Regions from separate parts of the Homo sapiens genome. Here region 1 is linked to region 2. A link is a loop called in an ENCODE intact Hi-C map of the cell type or tissue named here. Cell type or tissue: IMR-90. All regions are shown on one strand. Links, peaks and the distances in the headings refer to the core of each region. The heading gives the core; the rest is flanking DNA. Region 1 overlaps PALM2AKAP2-AS1 (PALM2AKAP2 antisense RNA 1). Region 2 overlaps PALM2AKAP2 (PALM2 and AKAP2 fusion).

What was found. A loop is a pair of places that touch in the nucleus more often than their neighbours do. Peaks named below come from ENCODE experiments on the same cell type or tissue, not always from the same donor. Only the 100,000 strongest peaks of a DNase experiment are listed, where the experiment ranks them.
Region 1: it touches region 2 in a loop (2.1-fold over the local background); 2 of 110 quality-filtered maps call a loop at or near these places.

What each region holds. Positions count from the first base shown.
Region 1 is chr9:109,762,954-109,771,656 of GRCh38, forward strand. PALM2AKAP2-AS1 (PALM2AKAP2 antisense RNA 1) reads right to left here. Exons shown (of 3, transcript NR_171891.1): 2 at 2,460-2,607. It also overlaps a transcript of PALM2AKAP2 not described here. Among named protein-coding and RNA genes, the nearest start is that of PALM2AKAP2-AS1, 5.0 kb to the right of the region's middle. In IMR-90, for the core only: no CTCF peak of the experiment used is centred there; a DNase peak (open chromatin) is centred at 3,608; H3K27ac peaks cover 1,828 bases.
Region 2 is chr9:109,883,975-109,892,677 of GRCh38, forward strand. All of the region lies in intron 3 of PALM2AKAP2 (PALM2 and AKAP2 fusion), which reads left to right. Among named protein-coding and RNA genes, the nearest start is that of PALM2AKAP2, 110 kb to the left of the region's middle. In IMR-90, for the core only: a CTCF peak has its summit at 4,068 (motif pointing left); a DNase peak (open chromatin) is centred at 3,297.

The DNA.
Region 1 (8,703 bases), core at 138-8,137, 120 kb before region 2:
AGACCATGTGGCCAGAGCTGGCCACATGATCAGAGCCAGGCACATGCCTATGTGGACAGAGAAGCCAAGAGAGACCAGAGGGCAGCACTTTCAGGGAGTCAATAAGGGTAGAGCCTTTTCAAGGATATAAGTGGAGAGAGCAAAGGACTCCTTGAGAAGCAGGTCCCAAAAGCAGGGCTAGAGAGTTGGACAGGTTAACATATCCCGGGGGTCACTGTGGCATGAAAAACAGAAGCTGAGGGAAACTCAGAGGGCGGAGGGACCACAAAAGCCTGAAACCCAGAAGGCTGGCCTCCTCCTGCCCACCATCCATTGCCAGGCCCTATTCATCCTCCCCGCCTCCTCAAATCTGCCCTTTTCTCTCCATCTCCATAGAGCTGAGACCACGGGCTATACTACCAGACTGTCGGTAGGTAAGACCCTGCCCTGCCTCCTACTTGCTTTGCAACCCTAGGTCAAATACCTAACTTCTCTGTGCCTCAGTTTCTTCATCTGAAAGATGGGAATGATACTACCATATCCAGTTTAGGAACTGTTTGGGGTGCCAAATGAATTGACACCTGTGAAGCATTCACAGGGTACTTAATATTAGTTTCTTAGCTATGTTAGTTTCCTAGGGATGCTGTAAGACATGACCACTCACTGGGTGGCTTAAAACAAGAGAAATTCACTCTCTCATAGTTCTGGGAGTGGGAAGTCTGAAATCAAGGTGTCAGCAGGGTTGGTTCCTTCTGGAGGCTCTAAGGAAGAATCTGTCCTTGCTTCTCTCCTAGCTTCTGGCAGCTGCTGGAATTTCAGAGATGCATAGGCCCTCAATGTGGGGTGGGAGGGAAGTAGGTGGAGGTCCTTGGCTCATGGACACATTGCTCCAATCTCTGCCTCTGTCTCCATGTGGCCTTCCCCTCTGGGTGTGTGTGTGTGTCTTAAATCTCTTTCTCTTATGAAGACATTGGTTATTGGGTTTAGGTCCCACCTTAAATTCAGGATGATTTATCTCAATATCCTTAACTAAATTACTTCTGCAAAGACTCTAAGTGAAGTCACATTCACAAGTACAAGGGGTAGGACTTGGACAGATCTTTTGGACAGCCACTATTCACCCAGGTACAGTCATCATAGTTATTACTTTCAATTCAGGCTCCTATTGTCTCTTGACTATACTCTTATAATAGTCTCCTTGCCTGCAGTCTTCACACAGCAACCCATTCTCAGTAAAGTATCCCCAGTGAGCTTTCCAAAACATCTTCCTCTTTTACACCCTCAAGTGGCTCCCTGTCACCTGCAGGGGAACATCTGACATGCTGAACTAGACCCAACCTGGAGCTTATCTCATCTCCCCAGGGCCATCTCCCACCCCCCTCCATCTTGTACATCCTTCTCCAAAACAGGGTGTCTCCCAGAACTCTAAACACACTGCGCTCTTTTACACCTCCTGGCCTTTGCACAGCTTGTTCTCTCTGCCTATATACTACCTCCCCCCTAGCCCCCATTGAGAGCCTATGCATCCTTGAAGTTCAGTTCTTATTTCATCTCCTCTGAGATGCCTTCCTGGACCCTTCTCTGGCAGTTCCCCTAGATCCCAAGAACTGCCTCCTTATCCTTACTGATTCTTGAGCTCACCCCTGTCATCAAACTGTATCAACTGATTCCCAAAGATCTATTAATGTTTCTGTTGCCCCTTGAGAGTTGCACCTTATTCAACTCTGCCTCACCGATGCCAGTGCAGTAGTGGAAGGTGTTGAATGATGAATGACTGGTGGATGGATGGATGAATGGATGGATGGACGGATGGATGGATGGGATGGGATGGATGGATAGATGGATGCATGGGTAGATGAATGAACGGATAAAGGGATGAATATTTTTTAAAAAAAAGAAAAGAAAACTCTGAGTCAGGAATCATTTGGAACTACAAGGTGAAACCTGGACTAAAGCTAGGACCATCTGTGATGAGAAGACCTGAGCAGTTATTAGTGAGGAAGGAATGTGGATACTCAGGATTCATATCTTTGTCATATAAATAATGAACAGCCATGTATCTGAACTGCCCCATAGATGATGCCAAAAGTAACTGCTGAGCAAACTCATTATAGCTCTGATTCTTTTTAATGTCTAAAGCCTTAAAATAAAGAAACCCCTTTGGGAGTGGATAAAACGTGGTTCTCACATCTTACACTTTAGTATGAATTAGATTTACCTGGTCCATAAGTTTAAAATGTGGACACCTAAGCTCCACCCCCAGAGATTCTGATGAAGTCAGTCTGAGGCAGGCTCAGTGATTTGTGAAGAGGTTAAAATTGCAAATTCTGGCTCTGCCACATCTGTGCTATATGACCTTAGGCAGTTCCTTAATTTTTCATGTCTTAAGTGGAGACAATGCTAGTACTTCTTCACAGAATTGTGATGAGTTAAATACTAGTAAGAAGAGTTCAGCACATGTAAGTGCTCAGTAATGTTACCTGCAGTCATTGCCGTCTTCATCACCATCATCATGATCACCATCATCATGATCATGATCATGATCATCATCATCATCATCATCATCATCATCATCATCATCATCAATGACATCTGTGGTTTTTAATAGTGGCTGCATAGTAAAATCACCTGAGAAATTTACAAATAGATCCTGATATAGTTAGTCTGGAGTGGGCATTGGGTAAGGGTATAATTTTAGAGCAACCCGCCTTTAAAAGTCTGATGTGCAGTCACAGTTGAGACCCAGCCTTGATCTGTGCTTCTCAAACTTGAATTGTGCACAGATCACTAGGGCAGTTTGTAAAAAATGCAGATTCTGATTCAGAAGGTCTCAGGGTGTTGATAATCTGCATTTCAAACAAGCTCCAGGTAATGCTGCTGCTGCTGTCACAGACCACAGTATGAGGCATCAGGTTTTAGGGGATGAGTAAAACCTCCTGAGCCTGAGATGCAATGCACAACATGGTCGGGGACTTGGTATCAACCCAGTGACCAATTGTGATGGAGGCCACATGGTTCCTGGTTATACCCAGGCCTGTCATATGCAGAGTGTCACATGCCTGCCTTCTGGAATTCCCCCAGCTCCTCACTAATGTCCCAGGGAGGAGAGGCAGGCAGGCTGTCTTGGGCTTCTCTGATAAGATATGTCAAGTGTACATGCATTACCTTCCCTACTGTCTGGGGAGTCCTTTCGGAAAGCACTTAAGGACATGCTATGCACTGAGCACTTAGCTCTTTATATTGTGGAGCTCAGGGTCAACGTTTTGCCCATAAAAGGGCCACTTGTGTAGGTCAAACTGCCGAGTCAATGACCCTGCCCAGTGGGAATAGTATTGTCACCCCTGTTTTTGGCACAAATGATTTGAGTGTTTTCCAAACATCATTAAATGCCAAGGTCCCTGACCCTAAATGTGGTTCAGGTGTAGGGACTCAGAGGCCCACAGCTAGACTGGGCAAGGGAGGGGTAGAAGATTAAAATGGGAATGACTGACAGGCATAGGCTATTAATTCTCAAAGGTTGGCTCTGCATCTTCTTGCAGACTCATTGCGATTTCCTCAAAGCAAGGCCTTCACTGCCTGGTTGTGCATCATAGAGTTCACAGCATTGTGAAATCACCCTTAAGGCAAAGCTGACAGCATCTTTATTTATTGTGCATGGATTTCATGTTAACCTCATCATCCTTTTGCTGCATGTTGATAAGGCAGAAATAGTGAGTCATTTAAATAGCGGATTACAAAGACTCTGATGTAGTAAATCTACCCTCTAGGTTTTCATTTCATAAAGAATCTGTGCATTATTTATCATCCTCATCAGCAGAATAATAAAAGCCAACACAGACCTTCTCATGAACCCCATAATGTAGATATTATTGTCCTCAGTTTACCCAGGATAAAATTGAGGCACAGAGAGGTTAAGTACCTTGCCCAGGGCTCCCCCATGCCAATAAATATGGAGCTGACGTTGGAACCCAGAGCCTTGCAGTGCCAGTGCTGTTAGCCACTGTCCCCGACTCCATTTGTGAGAATGCTGCTGACTGGCATTTATGAGAGTGCTTAGTACCTGCCAGACACTGTGCCTGGGGATTTACATGGATTATCTACTTTTACCCTCAAAACACCGATATGAGTTAGGCACTATTAATTTCATTTTCTGATTGAGAGAGCTGATGTGAGAGAAATGCAGTGATTTTCTCAAGTTTAAACTCACCTTGTAAGCTTCAAAGCTGTGATTGGAACCCTAGGGGTCCATGTTCCCCTTGCTCATGTGTTCTGGCCCCTCCTCAGCTGACTTTGGATTTTTGTCCCCTCCTACTGCTCCCTCCAACCCCAGAGTGAAGGTCTCCTGGCTTTGTCCAAACATTAGTTCCATCAGGGCCGCCCCACCGGCCTGTGCCCACCCTAATACCACTTCCTTGGAGTCCCTTTTGCCATTGGAGATGATGCATTCACAGGTTCCAGGGATTAGGGCGTGGGCATCTTTGGAGGCTGTTGCCCCATCTACCCCTACCACACCATTTTGCAGGTCTCTCACATGAATCCTGCAGGATCTTGCTGGTTTCCCTGCTTACATCTTCTTCCCTGCCTCATCCCTGGCAGCTGGAGTGACCTTTTAAAATGTAAATACATTACTTTGCAGTTTGCTTAACCCCTCCCAAGGCCGAGATCTGGTGGGGCCACCCTCTGGCCTCCTCTCCCTGAACCCCTCCCCTCGCTCCCTCTGCCCTGACATGACTCCATCGCTGGCTTCATTCGGGGCTGTCTGATTGTCACTTCCTCCTCCCATACCTAAACCATCACCCCCATGCCACTCTCTCCCCTTAGTGTTGGCTTGCTTCAGAGCATTCCTAAGTTACAGTGTGCACTTCTCTACTCTTAATGTCTCTCTCCCTTCCCTGGATTCTAGGTGGAAAAAAGGCAGCTGATCTCTAGCACATGGGACAATGCCTGGTTCAAAGCGTGGGCTAATACATTTAGCAGGATGGAAGGAGGGAAGGTGGGATGGAAGGAAAAGAGGGAGAGAGGGAGAAAAGAAGGAAGGAGAAAGGAAGGAAGGAAGGAGGGAGCAAAGGCAGGTAGGTAGGAAGAAAGGAAGGAAGGAAAGAAAAAGAGGGAAGGAAGGAAAGAAAAACAGTGAAGGAAGGAGGAAGGGAGGGAAGACAGGCAGGAAGAAAGGTAAGAAGAAAGGAAGGAAAGAAAGAAAGAAATGGAAGGAAAGAAGGAAGGAGGAAGGAAAGTAGGAGGGCAGGAGGGAGTAAAGCAGGCAGGCAGGGAGAAAAAAGGAAGGAAGGAAAGAAGGAAGGAAGGATGGGGGAGTCAGCTCAGTTGATTGTCCTTTTAATGTTTGTTATCTGAGGCCTTATTCCTTAGGATGACAGTCCAAGTACTTAAAAAAAAAGTATCCCTTTTGCCTCTTTCAAATGCATATTTTTTATTCTTAAATTTTTTATTGATACATAATGTTTGTACATATGTATGGGATTTATGTGATATTTTGTTACATGCATAAAATATGTAATGATTAAGTTAGGGTATGTGAGGTATCCAGCACCTCAAGCTTTTATGATTTTTATGTGTTGGGAACATTTCAAGTTCTCTCTTTTAGCTATTTTGAAATATGCAATTTTTTAAATAATACTGCTAAATGTTCCTGATACTTAAGTAGTTCCACACAGTCACATACTACAAACAGTAAGCTCATCACCTGATATTATTACATCTGCCACTTAGAAGCTGTGTGACTGGAAGCACTCTGTGCCTCAGTTACCTCATCTGTAAAATTCAGATAATAATAGTGCTACTCTCATAGGCTGATATGAGGTTTACATTAGTTAATATATGTAAAGCACTTTGAATGAATTCAGTAATATAGTCAGCACCATGTAAGTGTGTATTAAATTTAAAAATAGACCAGGCAAGGTGGCTCATGCCTATAATCCTAGCACTTCAGGAGGCCAAGGTGGGAGGATTGCTTGCACCTAAGAGTTTGAGACCAGCCTGGGCAACATAGTGAGACCCTATCTCTATTTATAATAAATAAATATAAAAACAACTTAAGTTCAAGACTATCCTCTCCAGTCTTCTATTCATACTTTTATTTAATTTAAAAAGACTGTTGGAAACTTTCAAGTTTTTACTTGCATTAGTTTGTTTCTGCCTTATCAGAACCCATAAAAATAGTAGTTTTTACTGACATTAGTTTGTTTCTGCCTTATAAGAACCCATAAAAATACTAGTTTTTTACTCCTACGAAAGTGAAATGGCAAAAGTGTACCTATGCACATTATTTTTCCCACCAATGGTCATATTCTTAGCAAATAAACGTTTCCTCTGTGGGCTGGGGGTGTTACAATGTTTTTAAATAGTGGGATTATCAAGTTTAGGGTTTTATTGGCTCAGAGGGCAAGTGTGAAATCTTGAGTCTGTCTGGTGCTGGGGTTTGAAACCTGATGCCCATGTGTCACTTGCTTTATTAAGTCACCACCTTGGAAGGGCTGCTTCCTCCTTATTAATGAAAAGCCTGCTCCATTTGTTTTGGCTTGCACCAACCTAACAGTGTCTTTAAATCAGCGACAGACTGTTTTCCTTGGAAGCCACAGAGTCCAATAGTTTTGGACTAAGCTCAGATTCTGGCTAGAACTTCCAAACTGGAAGTAAAATGACTTCACCCAACAGTGGTTGGGGGGAAAAGCCAGGCAGGCTTTTGGAAAGTGGATTTTTAATATTGGAGGATATTTGTGAAGGTGCCTGATGAGATGGACCTAACAGTGTTTGAGGGTGATGTGGACAAACCGTTTTATTATTCTGTTTCAACATAGTGCTATGTTTTATTTAAATGAATTTGCAACTTGGGGTCCTGAAATCTATTTTTGTTTTTGTTTCCACCTAGAATAGAAAGCACTTTCAAGCTTATCCTGGGAGGCAAGAATAGATTGAAAGGATAACTACTGTATGTAGATGCAAAGGAGGTACCTTCTCGGGGAGATCGGGTGAAGGCTGTTCTCCCTAGAAGAACTAAAGGCTGGGTAGACATGGAGTCAGAGGAAGCTTTGGTTGGGAGAAAGACAGTGGCAGTAACCCAAGCCCAGAGAGGGGATTCCTTGGCATTTGTGCCTTTTCTGTGCCATCAACAGTGAAAAGAACTAGAGAAGGGCAGCTCTCAGAGCTCAGACAGCCAATGGTTGGCTAGGTCAGAGGAGCTCTTGGGCTGGGTCGGAGTTGGCCAGACTTCTTGTGCTCTTCCATTCATACCCAAAAGGAGCTTCTGGGTCTTGAAGATAAACCACTTTCTCTTGTTCCTCTCAGTTGCTCTGATATTCTAAGACCCAGAGCAGATTTTTTTTTTTAACCAGGAGTCCATGAGTCTTCTAAGAATGTCCTTGGAAGAATTCAAGGAATTCCTGATACCCCAGAAACTATACATAAAATGCTGTATGCATGTGCACTGCTCTGAGAAGGAGTCTATAGTTCTTACCAGATTCTTGAAAGGATTCTGTGAACTCTTCTCCCCTAAAGCTTAGAATCACTGTTCTGGATGGTACCAAAAACCACACAGTAGAACACTTTATACTTTTGTCTCCCACCTCTGATAATAAATGCAGAATTTGGCATAGTCAAAATGTTACAAAAGGTTTGTACAGCATCAAAAGACCTTGGATTGCAAATTTTACAGGTAAGAGGCAATGACCAGGTTAGCAACCAGTCAAGAACATTCATGAGCAAATGCTGGTCTAGTCTGAAGGGCCATCTTGGGTACACTTGGGCACAACTGGTGCTGGGCTGAACATGCCACTCAGGAGTTTTTACTGGAACACAGGCATGTAGAAACACATCTAGAAGGATATAGGTGTCAACATCCAGAAGGATACAGGTGTCAACAGATAAGATTATGCTCATAATTAGAAAATAGAATTCATTGAGCATCTGCAATATGCCAGGAGCTTTGTATACATTATCTCATTTGTTTGTCACAATAATCTTATGAAATGAATACTATTGTATTTCCCATTTTACAGACAGCATAGCTTAAACTCAGAGAAGTCAAGTACAATTCTCAAGGTCATTAAGTGGTAAGAACTGGAAGATAAGGTCAGGTTTGTCCAATCTATGCTTCCTCCCAACTTAAGTAGCTTCATCACATGCAAACAATGATCATGGTGGCTTATGGGACACCAATTAATCTGACAAGAGCTCCTTCGAGGCTGTGACTTTATAATTTTTAGAATTAACTGAAAGAGTGGCAAGTTGAGCATTCAATTTGCAAGTCATGCTATGTTTGGAATTAGGAGGGATAACCCCTTTTCCTTCCCAAAGGGACTGACAAGCATACCAAGAGGGGGTGGGATTTCTGGAACTCTGTGAAGTTAACAAGAAGGGACTTGGAAAGTTAGAAGAAGGAGGGGGAGCTGCATTCCAAGCATAGCTCATGGTATGAGAAAGCACCAAATTTGGAATGGGACGAACAGATGAAGAAGGTGTCAAGTTCTCTGGGGAGGAGTGGAGGGTACTAGACACCAAATACAGGGTAAAACTCTGGCAAGATGCTGTGGTGACTTATCTGAGCCTAAAACAAAGGAGAACCATCCCAGAATCCTAGAAATCTCCCTTCCCCCAAATCAATGAAGGGAAGTTTCATAATGATGGACAGAGTCCCAGATGGAAATTGACTACCTGTTCTACAGAAAGGTCTTCAATTCTAACAGAGAACTCTCTGATCGCAGGAAAAGC
Region 2 (8,703 bases), core at 153-8,152:
AGTCAATGAGCAAGCCCAAAACCAAGGGAAGAGACAGCCAGCCAACTTTTAGTGGAAGGAACACAGATCAGGGAAGGGTGAAGAATGGGGATGAATAATTCAGTTTTCCAGGAGCATGATTGTTGAATTGAAAACTGCAAGCATTCAGGAAAATGGACCGGCATTAGGGAAACTACAGAAAAGACATTTAAAAAGAAAGAGGACTGGCTGGGCACAGTGGCTCATGCCTGTAATCCCAGCACTTAGGGAGACCGAGGCAGGTGGATCACCCGAGGTCAGGAGTTCAAGACCAGCCTGCTCAACATGGCAAAACCCCATCTCTACTAAAAATACAAAAATTAGATGAGTGTGGTGATGGTCGCCTGCAATCCCAGCTACTTGGGAGGTTGAGGCACGAGAATCGCTTGAACCCGGGAAGCGGAGGTTGCAGTGAGCTGAGATCATGCCACTGCACTCCAGCCTGGCAACAGAGTGAGACTACATTTCAAAGAATAAAAATAAAAATAAAGAGGACTAACTAAAACAATGCAAGAATGCAGAGAGAAAGGAAGAAGAGAGTAAGAGAGAATATGAGTGACTTCAAGATCAAATTTGCGATCTGATCTTTATATAATAGGAATCTTGAAAACTATAAGATCAGATGCAGAACCATTAAATAAAGGCATTTTAAGGGAAATCTTCATTACTCAAGGCAAAACATTAATCTGTAGATCTTTAGATTTGGGCCCCCTAGTCTAAGTCACCCCCAGCAATCAATTAGATTCTCCTAAAGAGATACATAAACTGGTTGCAAACTATAAAGTATATTAGTACAGTTGTGCCCTGAAGGTATTTTCGTCCTTGTTGTTGAACTAAGAATAGCTTGAAGACACTGAAGGAGGAATAGAGAATAGTAACCAAAGAACAAGGAACATTTCTACAAAGAAAGACTAAGGGAAATTGGGCCATTTAGTTTAGATAACAAAAGGATAATGGTATCATAACTCAGAACTTCAAGTGTATGTAGGATCTAGGCCATGTCTTAATTCTTTATGTGCAGGCCATTTTGAATATGGCAAAGACTTCAAATAAAGCATGCAAATTTCTACTTAGATGTCTATTTCCCTAGATACCTCCTAGAAGAAAGAACATAATCACCTTTTAATTCTTATTCTGTGATTCTTTACAGTGCCAGTAACTGTACAAGAAGTTCCAGGTTTACAGACATGTTTTTTTCCAAAATGTTATTTATAAATTGGTGGTGGTTTGGAAGGGCGAATGTTGTTCCTCTGCCAGAATTATTATATGTGGTGCTTAGCTTTTGAGGGCAGCCCACGAAGAAGGAAGGAATGGAGGAAGGAAGGATGGAAAAATGTAACTAGAATATTAAACCCTGGGCATTAGAATCACTTGGGAAGGTTTTTAAAAATAAGAATTACCAGGCCTCATTCTAGGAAATTTGGATTTAGTGATCCAAGTAAGGAGTCCTGTAATCTGTTTTTTAAAAGGGTGTTCCAGATAATTCTGTTGTATGGTCAGGTTCAAGAATGATTGCAGTAAATGGAAAAAAGGATAGACCATAAATGAAATCCCATTTTAATACCTAGAAACCCCCCAAGGAGAGTGGGAAGTAAATCATGTTTATAAGAAAACTGGCTTCACACACAAGGATAAAGGACAACCCAACCCTTGATTCAGACTGTTTCTGAGCCTTCCTACTTTGACCCAAGGATATGTGAAACCTGCTTTGGGGATTCCTGTAGGTGAGAGTAGCTCTGGCTTAGAGCTGAAGTCTCTCCTCCATAGGCCCCACAGTAGAGCTAAGCTTTCATTTGAAGTGGATTAGAAACAGCCTTGGTTTACCAGGCTAAAGATGATCCAGGTCAGGAAAACTGTGTGCTTTACCAAAGGCCAGAAAATTCTACCATTCTTCCAAGATTTCTTGCTAAAATTCAAAGTAATGTGGTCTTGAAGGGGTGACACCAAAGCAGCTGCAAAGGAAGAGGAAAACCCGGCTGCCACAGTGGAGAAATAGATTGTCATTCTTTTGCACAGCTTTTCCCTGGGTAATGTCAGGATTATATTTTTGGCTCCCTGGAAACCAGAATTAAAATAGGCTAAATAAGATTGGAATTGTTGAAAGCAAAATCTGTAGACGTTTCCTTTTTTGAATTTTTTGAATGTCCACATCTTCTGTATGCTTTGCTTCTTTTTGGAGTGACGTATTGAGAAAGCCCAAGAGATTGTTTCTGGCTTGGGCCCATTGCCAGCCATTGTCCGTGCCATTATTGTGTGTGGTGGGTCCCTGGAGGCCACATGTGGACCTCGGGTTGATACTTTCGGAGATTGTAGGTAGTTCGAGCCACACTAGCCCTGTTTACTTCATGTCTGCCCCAAGCATCAAGTCTTGTTGTTTACCTTGTCACTTTCCCACTTAAGATTCTCTTTCATTTCACTGGGTTTTACTAAAGTGTTTGAAATACAGGGTTTTTAACTTCCTTTGATTAGTGAGAAATATGGGGAAAATTTATCTCCCAACCTTATCAGTTGGGGGCAGACCAACCCCAGTGAAGATGAGAAACTTCATGGAGTATTAAATGAAAATGGGATGAGCTGTCACAAAGCCAGGATGTTAATTCTAGCTCTGCTGATCATTTGCTGTGTGACCTTGGGCAAGTCTTTTGCTCTCTTCAGTCTCAGTTTCCTCATATCTTCAGTGAGCCATCTCTCGGGATCTTCCAGCTCTGGTATTCTGAGTTTCTCTAATTTGAGGAGTTGGTTAGAGATCTCTTTTCTCAACAGTGTACCTGTTCCGAGAAATGTTACTGTTATAGAAGGAAGTGGTTTTGGAAACGGGTCAGAGTGGAGGAAAGAGGTTGAGTTCTCAAAAAACTAAAGGCTAGGTATAAGTAACTGATTCATCACAGAGATGACTAATTCATCAGAACAGCTGTCTGTTCTAAAATATGTCACATCAAATATTCATTGAATAAAATATTGAAGTCTCAACTGCTAACCTAGAGAGAGCCAAGCAGCTTTTAAAAAATCAGGATAGAAGTGTACTTTTCATTTCCACATTGGACCTGTGATTCTCTGAGTACCTGTGTGGGTCTCTGGTAAATACCAGAATTCACTTAATTTTCCATATTGTTAGGAGGCTCAAAGCCAAAGGCGTAGAGACATTAGGCATAAGCATATGTATCTTATTAAGCATCTGTATGTTATGTTGTGGGGTTTGGCAACCAAGAAGATGACAGTTACTTACAACTGTTCTAGAAAAGGCAACCACTGAAACATTCATTGAAATCACAAAGGACACTTGCTTGAGATTCATTGTGTTCTTCACATTTGCTATTTTTAACTCCATGATTCACTGTTCTTTTGAGCAGGGAGGGGAACACTCCACAGTGGCATTCCACATCTGTGCACTTCCAGCCGGGGTCCCCACCCCACGTTCAGCCACATTTGCAGCCCAATTATTGTTTCCATTCTTTTGTTTCCTTCCAAAATAAAACTATATATGCTATGTATACAGTAAACTATATAGTAGTGTCTCTATATTGTGTAATATTTCCTGTTTTGTCACTCCCTTCTGGGTAGCGGCCTAGCTTTTCTGCCTCCATTTAATTCATTAATTTTCTAATTTAAGCCTTGTAATACTCCCATGAGGTAGTGATGATGATGATGATGATGAAGAGAGAAGAGAAGCACAGGAGGTGAAGTAACTTGCTGCCCCCCCCTAAAAAAATTCAATGGAAGGACATACAAGATGAATGAAAAATAATTTTAAAAAAGTGAAAGAGCAAGTATTTGAACTCAACTCTGCCTAATTCTAAAGCATGTTCTCAAAAATCCCAACAGAAGTTGTTATTTTAAGCTAAATTTTTTTGAGACCTCTGATATTGAGTGAAATTACACTAACGTGCACCTCGTGATGTAGGAGGAGGGACAGGTAATGTGATTCTCCCTCCTCAACCTCCACACATGCTTCTTCAGAAGGCGGTGCATCAGACGCACCATGACTCTGGAGGTGCCGGTCTTCAGCCTATTGTGGGTGGTCATCATGATGGTGAGACTGCCCCCTTCAGGTTCTTTCATGAAGTGCAGGTTTCATTTTGGGCTTGGCTCCTTTCTGTCTCTTTTGGAAGCCCTTTGTTCCTGATTGCACTTTCTAGCCTGTGTACAGTCTAAACCTCTGCGGGAAACAGTGTGTGCTTCTGAAAAGGGCTCCAGCATAGCAAACTCACTAGAAAGCCGGACCTCAGAGCTTGACCAAACTTGGCTGGAGTCCTAGTTCTGTATTTACAAGTTGTTTGATCTTGGACAAGCCATGTAAACTCTCTGGACTTAAGTGTCCTCGCCTGTACATTGGGGAAAACTATACCCACCTTGCAGTGCTGTTGTAATGTGTAGAGGTCAGGTGTGTTTGTGAAGTGCCAAGAACAGCAGGTTGTCAGTAAGAATAGTGCTGTTGGCTGGGCACTGTGGCTCATGCCTGTAATCCCAGCACTTTGGGAGGCTGAGACAGATGGATCACCTGAGGTCAGGAGTCCGAGACCAGCCTGGCCAACATGGTGAAACCTCTTCTCTACTAAAAATACAAAAAATTAGCCAGGCGTGGTTGCAGGCGCTTGTAATCCCAGCTACTCAGGAGGCTGAGGCAGGAAAATCACTTGAACCCAGGAGGCGGAGGTTGCAGTGAGCCGAGATCGCACCATTGCACTCCAGCCTGGGCATCAAGAGCAAAATTTTGCCTCCAAAAAAAAAAAAAAAAAAAAAGAATAGTGCTGTTCTTATTGTTGTTTCTTCCATCCCCCTACAGCAGAGTTTCTTAACAGCTGTGCTATTGACATTTAGGGCTGGATAGTTATTTGTTGTGAGTGGCTGTCTTGAGTATTGCAAGATGTTTAGTAGCATCCCTGGCCTCTACCTAGTGGCTTCCAGGGGCACCATTGCCCTTTCCCAGTCATGATAATAAAACATGTCTCCAGACATTGCTGAATGTTGCCTTGGGGGACAAAATCTCTCCAAGTTGAGAACTACTGCTCAAAAGCCTGGCATTATGTGTATTGATACTAAGATGAGAATCTCACCACCGAGTAGTTCCAGAATACAGAACCCTAAAAAGATTTATGAAGATAACATTAGTGATTCTCAGTGCAAAATGACAAAGTGTTTCAGTTACTTGAAAATAAAAGGCTTCTCTTATGCACTGAGCCATGAAAGTCTGTTCAGAGTTAAAAAGAAATAGTTGCTTTTTTGGTTTTTGCATTCAGTATTGTGCTGCTTTTGCAAAGGCAATAATTTTATGACAGTTCATAAAACCATGGAATCTTAGAGTATGCATAACTGACATGTTATGCGGATCAACTCCTATCTGATTCTTGAATTTGCAATGAACGTAATGAGTGGGAGTGAAAAAACAGTCTCTCCCCAAAGCCTGAAAGTGACAGGAAACTCATTTACTTGCAAAATAAAACCCAAGTATATACTGGAACAACTCTAATTATTACAGAGGATCCTCCTTTGGGATGAAAGTTTTGTTCCCTGCAGCTCCTACCCTCTCTCTGGTCCCTGCCCTATCCTCCAAGGACCACACAGAAAAAGCCCTCTTCACTGACTGAAAAAATCTAGATGCTTAGGGTTTGTGGTCAGCTTTGCAAGCTGGCACAGGTAAGGGAGGAAACACTCTGAAATTGCAGTGCAGCATTTCAACATTTCATGTGTGTTACTTAGCAACAATAGCAGGAGGCCTGCCAGATGTACCAGAGTCATCGTGCCTCGCTCAGGTTTTGTAGGATCCATTATAATCATCTCATTATTGGTCTGGCAAATTGGGTTTATAGTGCCCAGAACTATGAAAATAGTAGTTGAATTTCTTCCATACACTGAGGCCATGTAAGAGCCATATTTGGGAAATACATGCATTTCCCAGCCCTCAGAACAATTGCTGCAATGGAAGGAATTCTGCAAAGTCAACTTTTTTGGTAGCCAGTTCCAGGCTTTTTGGCCTATGATTGCCACACCCCAAGTTTTCTCTCTACAAAAAGCTTTGATAATAGTCTTTTTCCAATTTTAGGTCACCTTGCATAGCCCCTCTGGCTTGTAACGTGGTCATTTCCAACCGTTCTACATTCTTGATGAAATGAAAACAGCAAGCTTCCTGTTGACATACTCTTCCACAGTTTTCATGAATTATGCATTTTGAAGGCAGCAGACAAGATGGTGTCTCAGTCCTTTCCAGCGATTCTCCAGCATGGAGGTCTTATTTGGTACATCCATCACAAGGGCCCGGAGCCAAGATGATCTCTTGAGCACAATCCCCACTTCGTGTTTCCCCTTTTCACTGTGTAGGCCACAGGGAAGAGTACTGTGGGACCCGAGGCTGCTTGATACTCATCAAGGCCCGCTTCCTCCAGCCTTCCTAGCTTCTCTTTCCCTCAGGTCTAGGCGTGGAGCCCTCCAGGACAGCGAACGGGTGATAAAATATACAAACTGTCTCTGATTATGGGATTTTGGCTCCTTAGCCAATGCATGCAAGGATGGTAGAAAAAACACTCATCTTCCTTCTACTATCCTAAAAGCAACTTCCGACATCAAGAATTTTTTTGGATCTCTCATCCAAAGGTATAAACCTTAACAGTGGGAAATTCAGACCAGGTGAGAGGAAAGGGTTACACACTAAGAGATGACTTAGGTTTGGGTAGTTTCATCAGGAGAGGTCTGCCTGCATCCTGGTTCCTGTCCTTGTTTTGGGAAACTCTTTTTAGCATACTTGGAGTACATATTCAGTTAAACTTGCAAAGTGAAGAATCAGAGAATGGAGGCCTAAATGTGATTCACCTGAGGCCACACGCAGAGTGAGGAGATACCAGTGTGCTTCCTGCAGAAGCATCTCCCACATCTCTGCCAAGCCTTTTTATCTCCTTTGAAACAGAATCTCTAATGGAATAAACCACTCCAGGGATCCTAGAGTCTTGTGTTTGTTCCTCCTATGCAGAAAGGCAAAGGAAAAAATTAAATAATATCTGAATACCGCCCAGTGCACAGAGAGTACCTGTGAAATTACAGGGACATTCAGCCAGCAAAGAATGTCCCCCTGGCCAGGGTGCCTGGAGGAAGGCTTTTAAGCATTACCATGCTGTACAGCATGGGGCTGCCAGCTTGACCAGATTCTAGCTGGAAGGATCAGGCATCTTTAAAGACCGGTAGCATTCAGGGCCATTGCTGGGCCACATGGCTCCTTTGTGCAATTAGAAAATGCAGTTCCACAGGGTAGGCAGCACTTAGAAAGCCACTGGCTGGACTTCACCTCCCTTTGTTCCCTTGGCTAGCATCTTGGGCAACAACATTCTGTACAAGCATGCACCATGGCCCTGCTGGCTTCTTGGTCTCCACGTGCCTCCTTCTTGTTGGTCATTAAGGTTATGCCATTTTCCCCCATTATTAAGTAATGTCAGGTAAGGTCTGAGGAGATGGAGATGAAGACTTTTACAGGTCGCAGGGGAACACTGACATGTCACTCATCATTTTGTGTGTGTGTGTGTGTGAGACAGAGTCTCACTCACTCTGTAGCCAGGCTGGAGTGCATTGGCAGAATCTCAGCTCACTGCAACCTCCCATCTCCTGGATTCAAGCGATTCTCTCCTGTCTCAGCCTCCTGAATAATTGGGATTACAGGCACCCGCCACCATGCCAGGCTGATGTTTGTATTTTTCGTAATGATGGGGTTCCACCATGTTAGCCAGGCTGGCTTTGAACTCCTGACCTCAAGCGATCTGCTCACCTTGGCCTCCCAAAGTGCTGGGATTACAGGTGTGAATCCCCGTGCCTGGCCATCACCCATCAATTTTTAAATGGTGGAGTAGCTCCCATGATGGATGTTATGAAAGGGTCTATGGGTGCATATGAAAGGGAGTGGTCATTACTACTCAGTCCAGGTAAAACTCCCTGGATGGAGGGTGAAGACAATGTGGTTTGAGTTGTTAGGTAAATGTTTCCTTATCATTTTTCATTATATGTTACATTTACATTCTGTTCATCCCTAAGATATAACTCCTTAAGATTACATCTCTCAGATGTAAACTCCACCAGAGTAAGGACTGTCTTGGTTACCTACTGTGTTCATTTCCTGAGACTGATGTAACAAATTTCTACACGTTCGTGGCTTAAAACAGCTCCAGAGGCCAGAAGTCCAAAATCAAGATACTGGCAGGGCTGTGCTTTCCCCAGAGCATCTAGAGGCAAATCCTTCCTTGCCTCTCTCAGCTTAGTGGGTCCAGACATTCCTTGGCTTGTGGCTGTGTCGCTCTAATCTCTGCCTTTGTCTTCACATGGGCTTCTCCTCTTGTCTCTGTGTCTTCTCCTTTGTCTCTCATAAAGACCCCTATCATTGGATTTAGGGCCCTCCTAAATAATTCAGGATAATCTCTTCTCAAGATCCTTAAATTAATTACATCTACACAGACCCTTTTATCCACATAAGGTCATATTCATAGGTTCTGGGGGTTAGGGTGTGGACATATCTTTCTAGGGCCATCATTCAGTGTACTATATCTGAGTGCCTAGATTACTGTTTTACACCTAGGAGGTTGCTCAATAAATAGTTTTCAATTTAATTTATATGTTTCAGCCTTAGTTTATCCATAAGCTTGCCATGAGGTTCAGAAACCATCATTTATATCCAGAGATGGTATAAGGCAGTGGTTAGGGGCATGAACATCC